2 separate regions of the Homo sapiens genome follow, and region 2 is linked to region 1. A link is an interaction called in ENCODE POLR2A ChIA-PET data of the cell type or tissue named here. Cell type or tissue: OCI-LY7. All regions are shown on one strand. Each heading gives the region's core, and the rest is flanking DNA. Links, peaks and the distances in the headings are about the cores only.

Region 1 (7,908 bases), core at 3,196-5,695:
GCCAGGCTGGCCTCGAACTCCTGACCTCAGGTAATCCCCCTGCCTTGGCCTCCCAAAGTGCTGGGATTACAGGTGTGAGCCACTGCACCTTGTGCTGCAAGCTTTCTTCCTGGTGGCAGATGACATCAGGGATTCATCCCTCACCTTGCTGGGGGCAGATCTGCTTGTATCAGAAGCCAGGTGTAGGTTTGGATGCCATCAATGATGCTATGCTTCTAGAAGCATCTATCTATCACCTGTTGAAGCTCTGTTGCTGAGAGCAACCCCATTACCTGAACCTGAAAAAGCACTTCCTGTGGAGTTCCTATTAGACAGAGATCAGGCAGACCCTGGACCCCATCACAGCCCCCCAGAGCAATGTGGATCTTGACTGGTTCACTGAAAAGAGGTACAAATCACTGTCAAGTATAAGACAGCTTTCTACTTCTTCTACCATCCTGAAGCTGCAGCCATGTCTATGGCAGGCGTCAGTGTGGGGAAGGAATGGGCCAATGACAGGAAGATCCTGCTGGAGTTAGGAGTTCTTTCAGATTCAGGATGATTACCTTGACCTCTTTGGGGACCCTACTGTCACCACTGGCAGAGTTTGTACTGACATCCAGGACAACAGATGACAACAAATGCAGCTGACTGGTGGTTCAGTGTCTGCAATGGGCCACACCGGAACAGCACCAGATCATGCAGAAGAATTACAGGGAGGAGGCACTATATGAGGAGCTGGATCTGCTGACCATGTTCTTGGTATGTGGAAGATGGTTACAGCCACCTTATGGGTCTCATTGAGCAGTGTGTTGCACCACTGCCCCCAGCCACCTTCCTGGGGCTAGCGTACAAAATCTCCAAGCAACTGCAAGGCAGGGAGAGGAGGCTCTCAATAAATTACTGTGTAATCTTTTTTTTTGTTGTTGTTGTTGTTGTTGTTGTTGTTTTGAGACAGAGTTTCACTCTTGTTGCCCAGGCTGGAGTGCAATGGTGTGGTCTTGGCTCACTGCAACCTCTGTCTTCTGGGTTCAAGCGATTCTCCTGCCTCAGCCTCCCAAGTAGCTGGGATTTCAGGCACCCGCCACTACGCCCGGCTAATTTTTGTATTTTTAGTAGAGATGGGGTTTCACCATGTTGGCCAGGCTGGTCTCGAACTCCTGACCTCAAATGATACGCCTGCCTTGGCCTCCCAAAGTGCTGGGATTATAGGCGTGAGCCACTGCGCCCGGCCTACTGTGTAATCTTACAAAAAAAGAAAAAAAGAAAACAATGCTCTAAAAGAGAAGGGAATTTTGTTTCTGTTCCATGCATAGACCTACACAGGCTTTTTTCCTTTTGCTGTTTCCCACTTCCATATCTTATTTTATATGGTACTTTTCTTCCTTTCCCTTTCTAGGAAACCCTCCCTCCACCTTTCCTCCTACTCGACCTTTAGGCCTGGGTAAAATTTTAATCTTCAATACAATCATATTGTTTTGTCTCAGCCCACAAGTTTTCATTTATGTGAACTATCAGTTTTACAATTTAACCTCTAGTCATTCTCCAAATATTTTTACACCTAGGCCTCTTATTTCTGCAGATCTCAAGTTGCTTGAGGTCATGGTTTGATAGATTTGTTTTCAGCTCAGAACTATGAAAACTTTATTGTATTACCCTAGACATTGATTTCTAATGAGTTGGTTGTAGGATGCAACTGGTTTCTTAAGTGGGGGATATTTTTCTAGAATGTGGGTACAACTTTCTGATGTGAGGTCCTCACAAATTTTTAAACTTTGCTCCAGCAAAAAGAACCACGTAGAGGTTCTCTACCTGGGTCCTTCCTGCCTCACCTTCTTTAGGTGGAGTTGGCTCCAGTTTCCTCCTTGTCTCTGCCTCCACCCCACCCCTGCCCCAGGCCTCATAGTGTTCCACAGGAATGACGTGGTGACTGTAGTGAGGGTTACAGTGAAGAATTGCCCACTGTTTGGCCTTGCTGAACAGCAAATTTGGGCCAGCAGTGGGTCTGTTTTCTCTCTTTTCTTTTTATTTATTTATTTTTTTGAGACAGAATCTTGCTCTGTCTCCCAGGCTGGAGTGCAGTGGCGTGATCTCGGCTCACTGCAAGCTCCACCTCCTGGGTTCACTCCATTCTCCTGCCTCAGCCTCCCGAGTAGCTGGGACTACAGGCGCCTGCCACCACGCCCAGCTAATTTTTTGTATTTTTAGTAGAGACGGACTTTGTCCGTCTTAGCCAGGATGGTCACGATTTCCTGACCTCGTGATCCACCTGCCTCGGCCTCCCAAAGTGCTGGGATTACAGGCGTGAGCCACCGCACCGGGCTTTTTTTTTTTTTTTTTTTTTTTTTTTGAGTCGGAGTCTCACTCTGTCGCCCAGGCTAGAGCGCAGCGGCGCAATCTCTGCTCATTGCAAACTCCGCTTCTCGGGTTCAAGCAATTCATCTGCCTCAGCCTACCGAATAGCTGGGATTACAGGCACGCGCCACCGTGCCCGGCTAATTTTTGGACTTTTAGTAGAGATGGGGTTTCACCATGTTGGCCAGGCTGGTCTCGAATTCCTGACCTCGTGATCCACCTGCCTCATCCTCCCAAAGTGCTGAGATTACAGGCGTGAACCACCGCGCCCGGCCAGCAGTGGGTCTGTTTTCAACCCTCATGTACCCTCAGCTCTCAAGCCTGTGTGCTCCCACCCCAGCCAGTCACCAGAATCACATAGATTTTAAAACGACTTATCCTGGGTCCATCCCTACACATAGTAAATGAGATTTTTGCTGGGTAGCTTGGGACGCTATATTTTCCAAAACTCCCTGTTGATTGGCTGTATTTGGGAACCCCTGTTGCGAAGGAAGATCCCTTATCTCTTCATCTGTCACTAATGATGGTGGCTTGCGCACTCTGATGGTACTTACTTGGATGGGATTACAGATGGTTCCATCACACCCATCTGTATGAAATCTCGTGGTATAAGTGAATGTAGGATGATAAGGGACGAGCCTATTAGAGGCTTTTGAAGCAAATGGATAGTTTAATCAGATTGGTGTGTTTTTTTTTTCTGTAGAACTGCTGTGAACTAGACCTTGTTATCACCATCTGTTTCGTAAATTCCATTTTCGGTTTAACAGCTGGATTGTGAAAGATATACAAAATTATCCAGTTAAAAAACTAAATTTGGCAAGTGTGTGTGTGTTTTTAAAAATGACTCCTTGAATACACTGTTTTGATTCCTTAGACAGTTTCTAAGGCTCTAATTTTGGTCTACCAGAAATATTCAGAGTAGTAAACTGAGACCAGAAAGGCGAGTTCTTTGGCTTGGATAACTTTGAGAGTTAATAGTATACATGATTGGCAGCCTTCAGTTTTATCCAGCAATAAATCTAAACAGTTTAAAATAAGTACTTTCCCCTTACCTCAGTACAGAGAGGCCCTGGCCACTGCCATGCACATCTCAGAAGCTGAGCAGTGGGGCAGAAGGATAACTTGTAATTTGGCATCAATGTCCAACACCCTTGAGCTCTGGACTCTTTTATTCATTCCTTCTACTTTACCATTCTACATCTTGAACCACTGTGCGTGCGGTTCCCCTAAGAGGCAGTAAAGTAATTGCATCAGGGTGGAGGGATTTTATGTGCTTTCACTTTCTCATTTGATTATTTCTACATCTTACCGATAAACTTCCATGAATATTACTGTTGTAATGAGGAGCAAAATGTTAGTAAAGATAACTTTATACGTGAAAACTTGAACTCTTACCAAGAAACGTAGTGTTTGTGACAAGGCTGGCTGAGAGGATGAGAATAGCTCATCAGTACTGGGTTGGCTGAAGGAAACATGCATGTCAGTACTATTTTGAGGGCAGCTGAGAACATCTATTTCAATAGCTTTGGCTATATTTTAATAGCTAAGAGCAACATATGAATTTGTCTCTGCCAAAGATGGAGTGAAAATTTCCAAAATAACCAAACTTTTACTTTTTTTGCAATACATTAGGTCTTTCCTGCTGACAAACCTACAGTTTATGAAATAAGTTTGTGGAGCATATCAAAGCTGTGCGGCAGCTCTGTGCACTCCAGCAGATGGTGTGACTGGTTGTCTGTAGTCGTCTTAGTTTCCGCCATTGTGTCAGTCTGTGGAATGTTTGGGTTCATGCTTATTTTGGCCAAGTTTTCCAAATTCTGTCTTGGTAAGTACAAAAAGCTGTGAGTGTCGGAAGCTCTAACAAGAGGTGTACTCATGATGAAAGTGAAAGCAGAGAGAGCGATTTTTTTTTCCTCTTTGAATTTGTTTTAACATGCTCTTACTTGTAGGACAAATTTTTCAAACAGGTGGTAGAAAGCAAAACATCTTAATGCCATCTTCAGGGCAGAAGACTTTGAGTTGCAGGATGTGATTTAGGGAGGATTTTGAAAGAGTTTGCAGCACTGCGTGAAGCTGGCTGGGTCTTCCTGTGTACTCCTCCTTGCCCTCCTCCTATAGCCCCTCCATGCAAAGGTAACCTGTTTTTTTAATGTTTGTTTCTTTTTAAAATTTTTTTATTTTTATAGAAAAAACAAATGCCAGCATGTGTATGAAGACCTTAATTTAAAAAAATATTTTTATTGGCCTGGCGCGGTGGTTCACACCTGTAATCCCAGCACTTTGAGAGGCTGAGGAGGGCGGATCACCTGAGGCTGGGAGTTCAAGACCAGCCTGACCAACATGGAGAAACCCTGTCTCTACTAAAAATACAAAAATTAGCCAGGCATGGTGGCACATACCTGTAATCCCAGCTACTCGGGAGGCTGAGGCAGGAGAATCGCTTGAAGCTGGGAGGTGGAGGTTGCGGTAAGCCGAGATTGCAGCATTACACTCCATATATTATGGAGTATATATATATGGAGTATATATATATATGGAGTATATATATATATATATGGAGTATATATATATATATGGAGTATATATATATATGGAGTATATATATATATATGGAGTATATATATATGGAGTATATATATATATATGAGTATATATATATGGAGTATATATATATGAGTATATATATATGGAGTATATATATATATGGAGTATATATATATGGAGTATATATATATGGAGTATATATATATGGAGTATATATATATATGGAGTATATATATATGGAGTATATATATATGGAGTATATATATATGGAGTATATATATATATGGAGTATATATATATATATGGAGTATATATATATATGGAGTATATATATATATGGAGTGTATATATATATATGGAGTATATATTTATATGGAGTATATATATATATGGAGTATATATATATTTTATATATTATGTATTATATAATATATATTATATTATATATAAAATATATATTTTATAATATATTATTAATGAAATTTCTCACATATACAAGACTGTATGAACAAGTTTAATCAAAATACATTGGGTTTTGACAAATCTTAGTATTTTGCTATAATTGCTTTTAAAAAATACAGATAGTTTAAACTTCCTAGTTATCACTTCCTGATCCAGTTATCATCTCACTACAGAGGTAACCACTATACTGAATTTGGTCCCTAACTTTCTTTTTTTTTTTGAGATGGAGTCTTGCTCTGTTGCCCAGACTGGAGTGCAGTGGCATGATCTTGGCTCACTGCAACCTCCGCCTCCGGGTTCAAGCAGTTCTTCTGTCTCAGACTCCTGAGTAGCTGGGATTGCTTTCATGTCTTTTTTTTTTTTTTTTTTTTTTTTTGAGACAGAGCCTTACTCTGTCACCCAGGCTGGAGTGCTGTGGTGCAATGTTGGCTCACGGCAACCTCCGCCTCCCAGAATCAAACGATTCTCCTGCCTCAGCCTCCTGAGTACCTGGGATTACAGGCATGTGCCACCACACCCAGCTAATTTTTGTATTTTTAGTAGAGATGGGGTTTCACCATGTTAGCCAGGCTGGTCTTGTACTCCTGCCCTCATCGGCCTCCGAACGTGCTGGGATTACAGGCGTGAGCCACTGCGACCGGCCTCATGTCTATTTTTATACTTTCATTTTCTGTATATGTTTACAAACAACATGTAACATTGTTTTTACTTAATTTAAATGGCTCATACTCTACATATCCTTCTGCTACACGCTTTTTACACTGAATATCCTTTCAAGGATTTATAAATGCAGCCCAAATTTACTGACTTTCATTGCTGGGTCATATTTTATTGTGAGTTTACCCAAACTGTGTAATTGTTCTTCTGATTCACTCTTCTCTATTTTTGCTATTACCAACAAGATGGCAGTGATTTTTTTTTTTTTTTTTTTTTTTTTTTTGAGACAGGGACTTGCTCTGTTGCCCAGGCTGGAGTGCAGTGGTGTGATCTGAAGTCACTGCAACCTTCGCCTCCCAGGTTCAAGTGATTCTCGTGCCTCAGCCTCCCAAGTAGCTGGGACTACGGGTGCATGGCACCACATCCGGCTAATTTTTGTATTTTTAGAAGAGATGGGTTTTCACTATGTTGGCCAGGCTGGTTTTGAACTCCTGACCTCAATTGATCCACCTGCCTTGGCCTCCCAAAGTGCTGGGATTACAGGCGTGAACCACTGTGCCCAGCTGAAAATTCTTATGTTCCCTTGGCTGCATGAATTTCTTTGGAGTCCCTTCATTTAAAAATGTATTTTAAGGAAGTGAATTGGTCCAGCGTGGTGGCTCACACCTGTAATTCGAGCACTTTGGGAGGCTGAGGTAGGAGGAGCTTGAGCCCAGGAGTTCAAGATCAGCCTGGGCAACATAATGAGACTCTGTCTCTACAAAAAAATAAAAAATTAACTGGATATGGTGGCATACCTCTAGTCCCAGCTACTGGGGAGGCCAAGGTGGGAGGATTGCTTGAGTCTGGGAGATGGAGGCTACAATGAGTGGTGATTGCACTGCTGCACTCCAGCCTGGGTGACAGGACGAGACCTTGTCTCAAAAAGAAAAAAAAGTGAATCATAGAGTAAAGACAGACATATTAATTGAATAAACACAGAAGATCTATGTTTAACTCCAGCTTTGTGCATGGTGTTACAGGGAAGTGTGTAGAAGCTCCAAAGCCTTCAGATATAATGCTTAACTCAGAAACTTATAGCCCAGTGTGTCTGTGGGACGTGGGCACAAATAACCATGGTACTACGAGGCATGATGAGATAAGCGCTGTATGCTGGTGGAGGTAGCTCTGATATTAGATGGAACTATGAGGGTCTGGACCATTCTCCACCAAATCAGGATAGGCTTATCTTTGTTAGCACCTTGAGTTGATTTAATTCCAGCCAAAAGCAGAGGTGTGATGCCCTAGGCACTTCTCTCTGTCTCTTCTCTTAATTTTAAAACCAGTAGGCAGACTCCATTAGCTCTTTCCTATCCTTTAGGATGGATGCTCACTCAGATGTTCCAAGTCATCTTCCACTGTCTTTTAACTCTGTCCTTCCAGGGAGATGCGTCAGGTGTCCGGCTTCCTCAGAGAGCTGGAGTTGTTGGTGCTGATCACCAGATACTCCAGACGGCACTAATTCCTATACTATGGGTTCAGAGGGAACTCCATTGGACAGAAATTTCCTTTTGAGGAAATCTTTCCCTGGAGTTTCTTCTTACCTTTTTCCCTCACTTTCTCCACAGCAGAAACAGGTCTGTTTGTCCTTAAATATTTACCTATATATTTGAGTAGGAGCATTTTGAAGAGATGAAGTTTCTGTGTAGCAGCACAAAACATGAAATAGTTCAAACCAGGGGCACTCTGGTTCTCAGACCGGGAGCTTCAGGATCTTCTGGGAACTTGTTAGAAATGCAAATTCTCAGGTCTGCTCAGATCACCTGAAACAGAAGCCCTAGGGGTGGGGCCTAGAGATTTGTGTCTTAACAGGCCCACAGCGGGAGTCTGGGAACCCCTGTTTCGAAGTATGCTTAAATAAGCACTTGGGGG
Region 2 (7,908 bases), core at 2,162-4,661, 370 kb after region 1:
AAGAAAAGGAAAAAAAGATATACTACACATAGAGGAACAAAGATAAGAATGTCAGTAGCTTTTTAATATTAATAAGAAGCAATGGAAGGCAGAATATCTTTAAAGAACTAACAGGAAAAAAATCTTGTCAATCTAGAATTCTATACCTATATTTTTCCAAAGCAAAATAAAGACTTTTTCAAACATAACAAAAGCTAAAAGAATTCATCACCAACAGACTTGCACAACAAGAAAAATTAAAGTATGCCTTGGGAAGAAGAAAAATGATACCAAATAAAAATCTGGATTGATACAAAGAAATAAATAGCAGTGAAATGGTAACTACGTGAGGAATTATAATGCTTTTCTTATATCTCTTTAAAATATTACCTGAAGGTAGATGGTGATAAGTTAGAGATACATTATAAACTTTCAAGCAACCACTAAAAAAAGTTATTGCTAATAAACCAACAAAGGAGATAAAATGGAATCACATAAATTATTTAACTAATGTAAATGATGGCTGAACAAAGGGGAAAAAGAAACAAAAAACAGACTAGTAAAATAAAAGAGGGGAAAAGAAACAAAGAACAGACAAAACAAACAAAAAACGAATAGCAAGATGGTGGAATTAAATCTAACAATATCAATAATCACATTAAATGTAAATGTTTTAAACTCCCTAGTTAAAAGGCAAAGATTATCAGATTGGATAAAAACATAAGACCTAGCTATATGGTGCATACAAGAAACCCACTTTAAATAAAAAGACAAAAAGAGTTTACAAGTAAAAGGATGAAAAAAAGATGTATATGCTAACACTAATCAAAAGAAAGCTGAAGTAGCTACATTAATACCAGACAAAGTAGATCTCAGAGCAAAGACTATTACCAGGATCAAAGAGGTCCATTTCATAGTGATATAAGGGTCAATTCATCATGCACACAAAATAATCCTAAATGTTTATGTACCTATTAATAGAACTTCAAAATATAAAGCAAAAACTGATACAACTGCCAAGAGAAATAGATAAATCCACAATTATAGTCAGAAATTCTAATACTCCCCACAACTTCAATAACTGATAGCTCCAATATATAGAAAATCAGTAAGGACATCAAAAACTTGAATAACACTATCAACCAATTTGACTTAATTGACACTTATAAAACATCTCACCCGGCCGGGCGCGGTGACTCACACCTGTAATCCCAGCACTTCGGGAGGTCATCGCGGGCAGATCATGAGGTCAAGCGATCGAGACCATCCTGGCCAACATGATGAAACCCCATCTCTACTAAAAATTAAAAAAAAAAATTAGTTGGGCATGGTAGTGCACACCTGTAGTCCCAGCTACTCTGGAGGCTGAGGCAGGAGAATTGCTTGAATCCAGGAGGCGGAGGTTGCAGTGAGCCGAGATCATACCACTGCACTCCAGCCTGGTGACAGAGCGAGACTCTGTCTCAAAAAAAAAAAAAAAAACAAAAAACTCACCCAATAATAGCAGAATATATATTATTTTTAAGTGCATTAGGACATTTACCAAAGAGAGAATATATTTGGATTATAAAACAAGTCTCAATAAATTTACAAGATGTCAAATCATAAAAAGTATGCTAACCACAATGGAATCAAATTATAAATCAGTAACAGAGATATCTTTAAAATTTCCAAATATTTGGAAACTCAATAACAAACTTCTAAATAACTTAGAGGTCAAGAAAAAAATCAAAAGGGAAATTATTTTAAATTATGACCTGAATAAAAATGAAGACATATGTGTCAAAATGTGGGGGAATGCTGATAAAGCAGTACTTACAAGGAAATTAGAAGGCACTCAACATTTCTGTTCCATCTCCTGGAAGAGAAGACCAAATACAGCATGTTCTCACTTATAAGTGGGAGCTAAATGATGAGAACTCATGAGCCCAAAGAAGGGAACAACAGATACTGGGATCCACCTGAGGGTGGAAGTTAGGAGGAAGAACAGGAGCAGAAAAGATAACTATTGAGTACTGGGATTAATACCTGGGTGATGAAATAATCTGTACAACAAACCCATGACACGAGTTTACCTATGTAACAAACCTTCACATGTACCTCTGAACCTAAATGTTTAAAAACAACAACAACAGAAATCTCAACGTTATAAAATACAGGCCACCAATGAGTCCAAGTTTCCATCAAACAAACAAGTATGAGTTAACGCTTTAGATGCAGAATTTCTTGAGAATATACCCAGATGAATAAATATGATCTGATCTAGTGTTACATTCTATTCTCCGGCTTACAATCCATCCTCACATATATTCCTCAGGATTCCACAGATATAAATTAGCAAAATTTTGCAATTCTTTTCAAGGACAGACTATTTCTAGTCAGATCAGATTTTGTCCCTATACTAGGCAACATGCAGAGATCTGGGCCTCATGACAAGATAATAGAGGTAGCTCTTAAGTGTGGATAGCCCTTTGCAAAGAAACTACCCTAGGTGAGGTTATTACAGGATCTTCAAGCAAGAGAAGGCTAATTTTCAAAAGTAAGCAGCTTCTGTCAACAATGGAGGCTCAGAGTGACTGGAGTTTTTTTCAAGATTCTCAGCTCTGTCCATGTCTACCTAGATGTCCCCATTCCAAGTCTCAGGGTTCTACTTCTTTCCAAACAATATTCTAAATGAGACACTGACAAAGGCTAGGTAATTCTATTACTATCGCAGTTAAAACTGTGTTCAGGCACCTGCCACCATGCCTGGCTAATTTTTCTATTTTTTGTAGAGACCGAGTTTTGCCATATTTCCCATGTTGGTCTTGAACTTCTGGGCTCAAACAGTCTTCCTGCCTCAGCCTCCCAAAGTGCTGGAATTATAGGCAGTGAGCCAAAATCATGCCACTGCACTCCAGCTCGGACAACAGAGCAAGACTCTGTCTCAAAAATAACATAACATAACATAACATTACATAACATAACATAACATAACATAACATAACATAACATAACATAACATAAAACTGTGTCCAATTTTTAGCAAGTCTTTCCGTGGCTACACAAAATGAAGTGCTTTAGAACCATGGAAACTTTTTGATTCTCTAAGACTTGACCGATCTAACGCTTTGAAGACCTGAGTTTGTCATTTGCTTTCTGTCAGTGCTCCAGTGAACAAAGAAGCACCTATCTCACTTCTCACTTCTCCCTCAGTCCCTGTAGTCATCATTACTGCCATTAACAGTCAAGCGCTTTAGCCACTTGGTCCTCCAGCACACAGCTTCAGAAATAATTTTATCACAATCAACCAAATGTATCAATTTGATTGTGATGCCACTACATGTTGTGGGTTACTAGATTATTTCCCATTGGCAAAGAGCTAAAGAAATTACCAAACCGATGCCCCCAAATTCTATCTTTGAAAGTTTTCTCACCAGGATCCCATTCTTAGTGACAATTTCTTTATCAGTCAGGGTCCAGGCAGGAGTCTGAAAATGCATCCGTTATTTTAACAGAGAGATTGGACTTGATTTTTAAAGTTGTCAGCATCAACATCAAGAGAAATTTTCATATGAAAAATGTTAACCATATGTTGAAGAACTGAAAAGGCAAAAAGAGGACACTGAGTCCTACTTATGTGATAAGAAGTAGTAACAGCAGGAAGCAGCTATCACTCCTAGGACAAGGGAACAGAGAAAAGAGAATAAAGAGAATTTACTATAGTTTAGAAATGTGGAGGAGAGACTCTATGGAGCTCAGGACTCAGATCTGAGGAAAGGATACTGGTATCTTTAAGGAAGTGCATAAGGCTGATTCTAGCAGAGTAGGAAAGCATAAACTGGAACAAGTGGGACCAACTATTAATGCCAGAGTGAGGCACTATTGTGGCAAGTGACAGACAAGAAAAGGAATCAACAGGAAGCAGCAAGTCCCTTCATCCTCTTCCAGCTTTCCAGTCTCCCTCCCTTGTTGGCAAAGCCCAATGGGCAGTCAGCTTGCAAAGAAGAAATGTAGTTTAGAGTTCTGCCCTAGATTCACAAAGCAGAGGGTGGTATGAAGTTGAGGTCAACAGCTTAATAAACTGTGGTCAAGAGGAGGCCGGGAATAGCTACTGGAGTCATGGTCCCTGATTATTTGAAACTGTTAAAGGATGTAAATGGACTTTTGGGCTTCTTTGTGCTCAGTGCCTGCAGAAAGCTATCAGAGATCACAGAAACCACCACATGGTGAAAGAAAAATACTATATTTCCAGTTGCATGCTTCTTTGCTATTGCTATTGGGATTCCAATAATCATATGCTCCTGTTTTTTCTCCACTCCCACACAGTGCAGGCAGACATGGCAAACAGTGGAAAGAAGCAAATAGTGAAAAACTCAGAGAAGTACCAAGGGAAAAACCATGACAGAAAACACATGAACAGTAGAGATGGTATTATGGGAGGTTAAAACAAAACAAAACAATGACAAGGGTGAAAAACATGCGTATTAACTAGTTTACCCTTCTGACTGGGGTACTATTGGTACTATTAGAAAGATGTTTTTATGCGATTTAGATGGTGTCCAAGTTTTCATCATTTCTAGTCAATAAATACATGGCCTTGGCTTAAGTTTGCAAATAAACATAGTAAAAAGTTTATCTACGTGGGCAAAACTAACTCGGATGGAGAGAATGGTTGGGTTAGGCACAAGATGACTGGTTAGGCCTAAATTAGGATGGAAGTGACTGGATTTACATGGTCTTGTGGCCTCAGCAGTGCTTAGCCCAGACTTCCAAACGTTCTATAATTACATGGGCTTCCACTCTTGTAAAAAGTCTTACCTAAATGGGGTGATTTGGCAATTATTAAATTTTCAAACCAAGTCTTAAAGCTGGCAGAGCCAGGATTTGAACCTATGTCTGACTGACTCCAAAGTCTGTCTGTTAACCACTACAAACATGAGGCTCCTGACTACCCTCTTCCCAATACTAAAGATTGATATCTAAGATATCTAATTAGTTGGCCTATTTAAAATAAAAATTAAAGCACATAAGGCAATTATCAACTAGTTACTATTTTCCTTAGTGGAGGAAAATTATGCTTCATTAAGAGAATAACACTAACATTATAGTCATTTAAAAATCTTGTGTTAAGACTGCTTTTCTCACATGGGCAACACCTTCCTCATTCCAATTACAAACTTTTGTGTAATGAACATTAGCAATAAAATCTGATGGGTCAAGAATAACCAATTGTGTAAGATTGGTCTTTGTTTTCCAATCTTACCCCCACAAATAAGGAATTTGTATTTCCAATCCTCACCCACATACAAGGCAAGGAATTCTATGCTCTATTGCTGGTAGGGTGAGGAGCAGTGTGGACAGGTTAAAACTTTTGTCACTTCCTAAAGATGGCATATATTTTCAGAAACCGACAAGGGCCCGTGTTCTTTAAGGCAATCACATATATGTGACCAAAGGCTATTTTAAAACTCGTTTTACGTAGCCTTCTTTATTCACTAACATGTTCTCTGCCCCTATGCTCATGCTGTCTTCTCTGAGATGCTTTTTCTTCCCTACTATATACATTTAACTCCATTTATTTTTCAAAATGCTCATTCTCCAAAATCCAGCTCATGTCCCTCTTCAACAGAGTCCCCTCTGACCTCTTCAGACCATGGCTGTTATCCACTTAGAACTGCTGTTTGATCTTTTTGTAACTATTATCATCTCAAAGGGATTTTGGAGGCTGCAGCCTAGAAAAACTGTTGTGGGCTAGTTACACGGTTTCAACTCGTTATTTACAAGGCTTGTCTAAACATGATACAATAGCATCTCCTCAAGAGAGAAATTGAACCTCTAGGCTAGAAGAATTGCTCAGCGGTTATCTAACAGACCATTCTCCTTGTCTCCAATAGGCAACTGTCCTACCCTCGGTGTTACATATTTCTAAGGTCTCTTCCAGCTCTAAAATTATGATTTTACAATTCTATCGACTAAATATTACTTCAAAAGGTGTGGAATGTATACAGAAACCATTAAATTCTCAAACGGTAACAGTTCAGTTACAAGTTACTCTGAAAGATCTGAGGCTAAGGGCTCCATTCAGGTCAGAATCACAACTGTTAACCTCGCTTACTGTCCAGTCTGTGCACTGTAGCACAGGTGACTAACTCATCCAGGACACACAGTAGGCCCGAATCCGGGACAGAAGCCTACTAGAGAAGCACTTTCTCCCAACACCAAGCCCAAGCCCAAGCCCTTCCTGGCTGCTTTATCGCCTAGAAACAAAGCTGAGTAAAACACCCCAATGCGGTACCACCCCAAGATGCCCCAGCGACACGGACCAAACGGTGATGCAGGGCAGTGACGCAGGTGCAGCGTCCACCTTGTTTTCCTCCCAGAGAAAGTCGGAGTTCTAGGCACCCGGGGACACCGAATCCCCGACGTCCTCCGGCCCGCGGCCCTCCGGCTCCGGTGCCCCCTGCTGCTCGTCGCGACCCCACTCTGGCGGTATCCGCCCCTTCGTCTCTCACCCCTGGGACACTTACCATCCCAATACCAGGCCGGTGGTCACGATGAAGCAGGTAAAGACCACCGCGATGTAGAAAAGCGGCGAGTATTCATAAAGCGTTACCAGAAACACCGCAGCCATCAGGGTCTTGCTCTGGGTAGAGCCCGGCTCCAGCCGCGGAGCCCAGCCCAGCCCGGCTGAGCCCCGCCCGCCCGGCCAGGGTAAAAGCCACTACAGTGCCCCGGAGCGGACAAACTTTGTAGGTCCGCACTTGCCTGGGGTTCTCATGAGCTAGACTTTAGGGCAGCCTCGCGGACAGCGGGAGCTGGCGTGCCAATCACGGCGCCCCCTGCCGGACACGCCACGCCCCTCCCGCTCCCGTCCCGAGCTATTGGCTACGCAGACCTGGGATGGGGGGGGCCCGACTCGCACCGCCCCCGACTCCCAGGATTGGTACCCAGCGGGCGTCTTAAGCGCTGTGGCCCAGTGGTCATTGCTGTTCCGCCGGCAAATTCTAAGTAGACTTTGGGGCCAACTCTGTGCCAGCCTTAGGCAATGTAGGTTTTCTGATGTCAGAGAGAGGCGCAGTCTGAAATCTACGTGCATCGTTTCTAAATCCTGAAACCCTGCCTATTATATCTTAGGCAAATTTGGGAGAGGGTGGAGGAGGAGGAGGAGGAGGGCGGGCATCTTGGATTCTACAAAATGAAATAACCATAAGCACAGTGAAAACACAAAAAAAGGAGTCTCTACCACAAGCAATTTATACGAGACTTGTCAGCCTTTTCAGATTGGACTTAATCATAGAGGAAAATCAGCATTGCTTATCCAAGATTCTCTTAGAAATAAAGCATCCGCTTCCTCCCACATCCCCCTCCTTTTCTCCTCTTCTTGTACTCCTCAAATTAGAATTAGCCAAACATTTGAAACTGTATTTGTTTCCACTTTAAGAATAATTTTTAAAAAACTTTTTAAATCACACAGAAGCTTTTTAAAAATTACTGAAAGTAGCTAAATGGTCACTCCCTTGTCTCAACCCTGTGAGTCAGCTCCATCAAGGTGGCCTCCCTGAAAGTCTTTCATAACAGTTCATTGACACCTCGTTGGTTTGCATTTACTCCTAAAGCCACATCTAGCCACATCAGAGAATGGGGATATGTAGTCTTATTATTCGTGAGCAGCAACACACCCTGGTACAAATCAAGAGTTTTGTTACTGAGGAGGAAAGAGAATGGACATTGGGATAGTTAACTAGTAGCCTCTGTCACACTCCTAAATCACCAGTAAAATTCGTGTTGAGAAAGATGAACTAAGTTTGTCCTATGGCCTCACATATTCCTTGGCAAATGAGCACGTAGTCTCTGGAGCAGCACTGTTTGAGAAGCTTGCTTCTACAACACAATTTTTAATTACTATATATCTGATTTGTGAAAATATATACTTTAATCAGCCCTCAA

Evidence for each region. Peaks named below come from ENCODE experiments on the same cell type or tissue, not always from the same donor. Only the 100,000 strongest peaks of a DNase experiment are listed, where the experiment ranks them.
Region 2: POLR2A ChIA-PET joins it to region 1 with 7 read pairs; 3 of 35 experiments call an interaction of 5 or more read pairs at or near these places.

What each region holds. Positions count from the first base shown.
Region 1 is chr14:54,877,793-54,885,700 of GRCh38, reverse strand. All of the region lies in intron 1 of GCH1 (GTP cyclohydrolase 1), which reads left to right. MIR4308 (microRNA 4308) reads left to right here and starts at 7,508; the gene lies at 7,508-7,588. It also overlaps the pseudogene FDPSP3. RefSeq lists enhancers at 3,545-3,634, 4,075-4,324, 4,445-4,494. In OCI-LY7, for the core only: no CTCF peak of the experiment used is centred there; DNase peaks (open chromatin) are centred at 3,580, 3,800 and 4,210; H3K4me3 peaks cover 1,280 bases; H3K27ac peaks cover 1,447 bases.
Region 2 is chr14:54,508,644-54,516,551 of GRCh38, reverse strand. It overlaps CGRRF1 (cell growth regulator with ring finger domain 1), which reads right to left and starts at 6,646. Exons shown (of 6, transcript NM_006568.3): 1 at 6,489-6,646. The coding sequence starts at 6,592. RefSeq lists an enhancer at 6,166-6,395 and silencers at 6,571-6,756, 6,556-6,985. In OCI-LY7, for the core only: no CTCF peak of the experiment used is centred there; no DNase peak of the experiment used is centred there.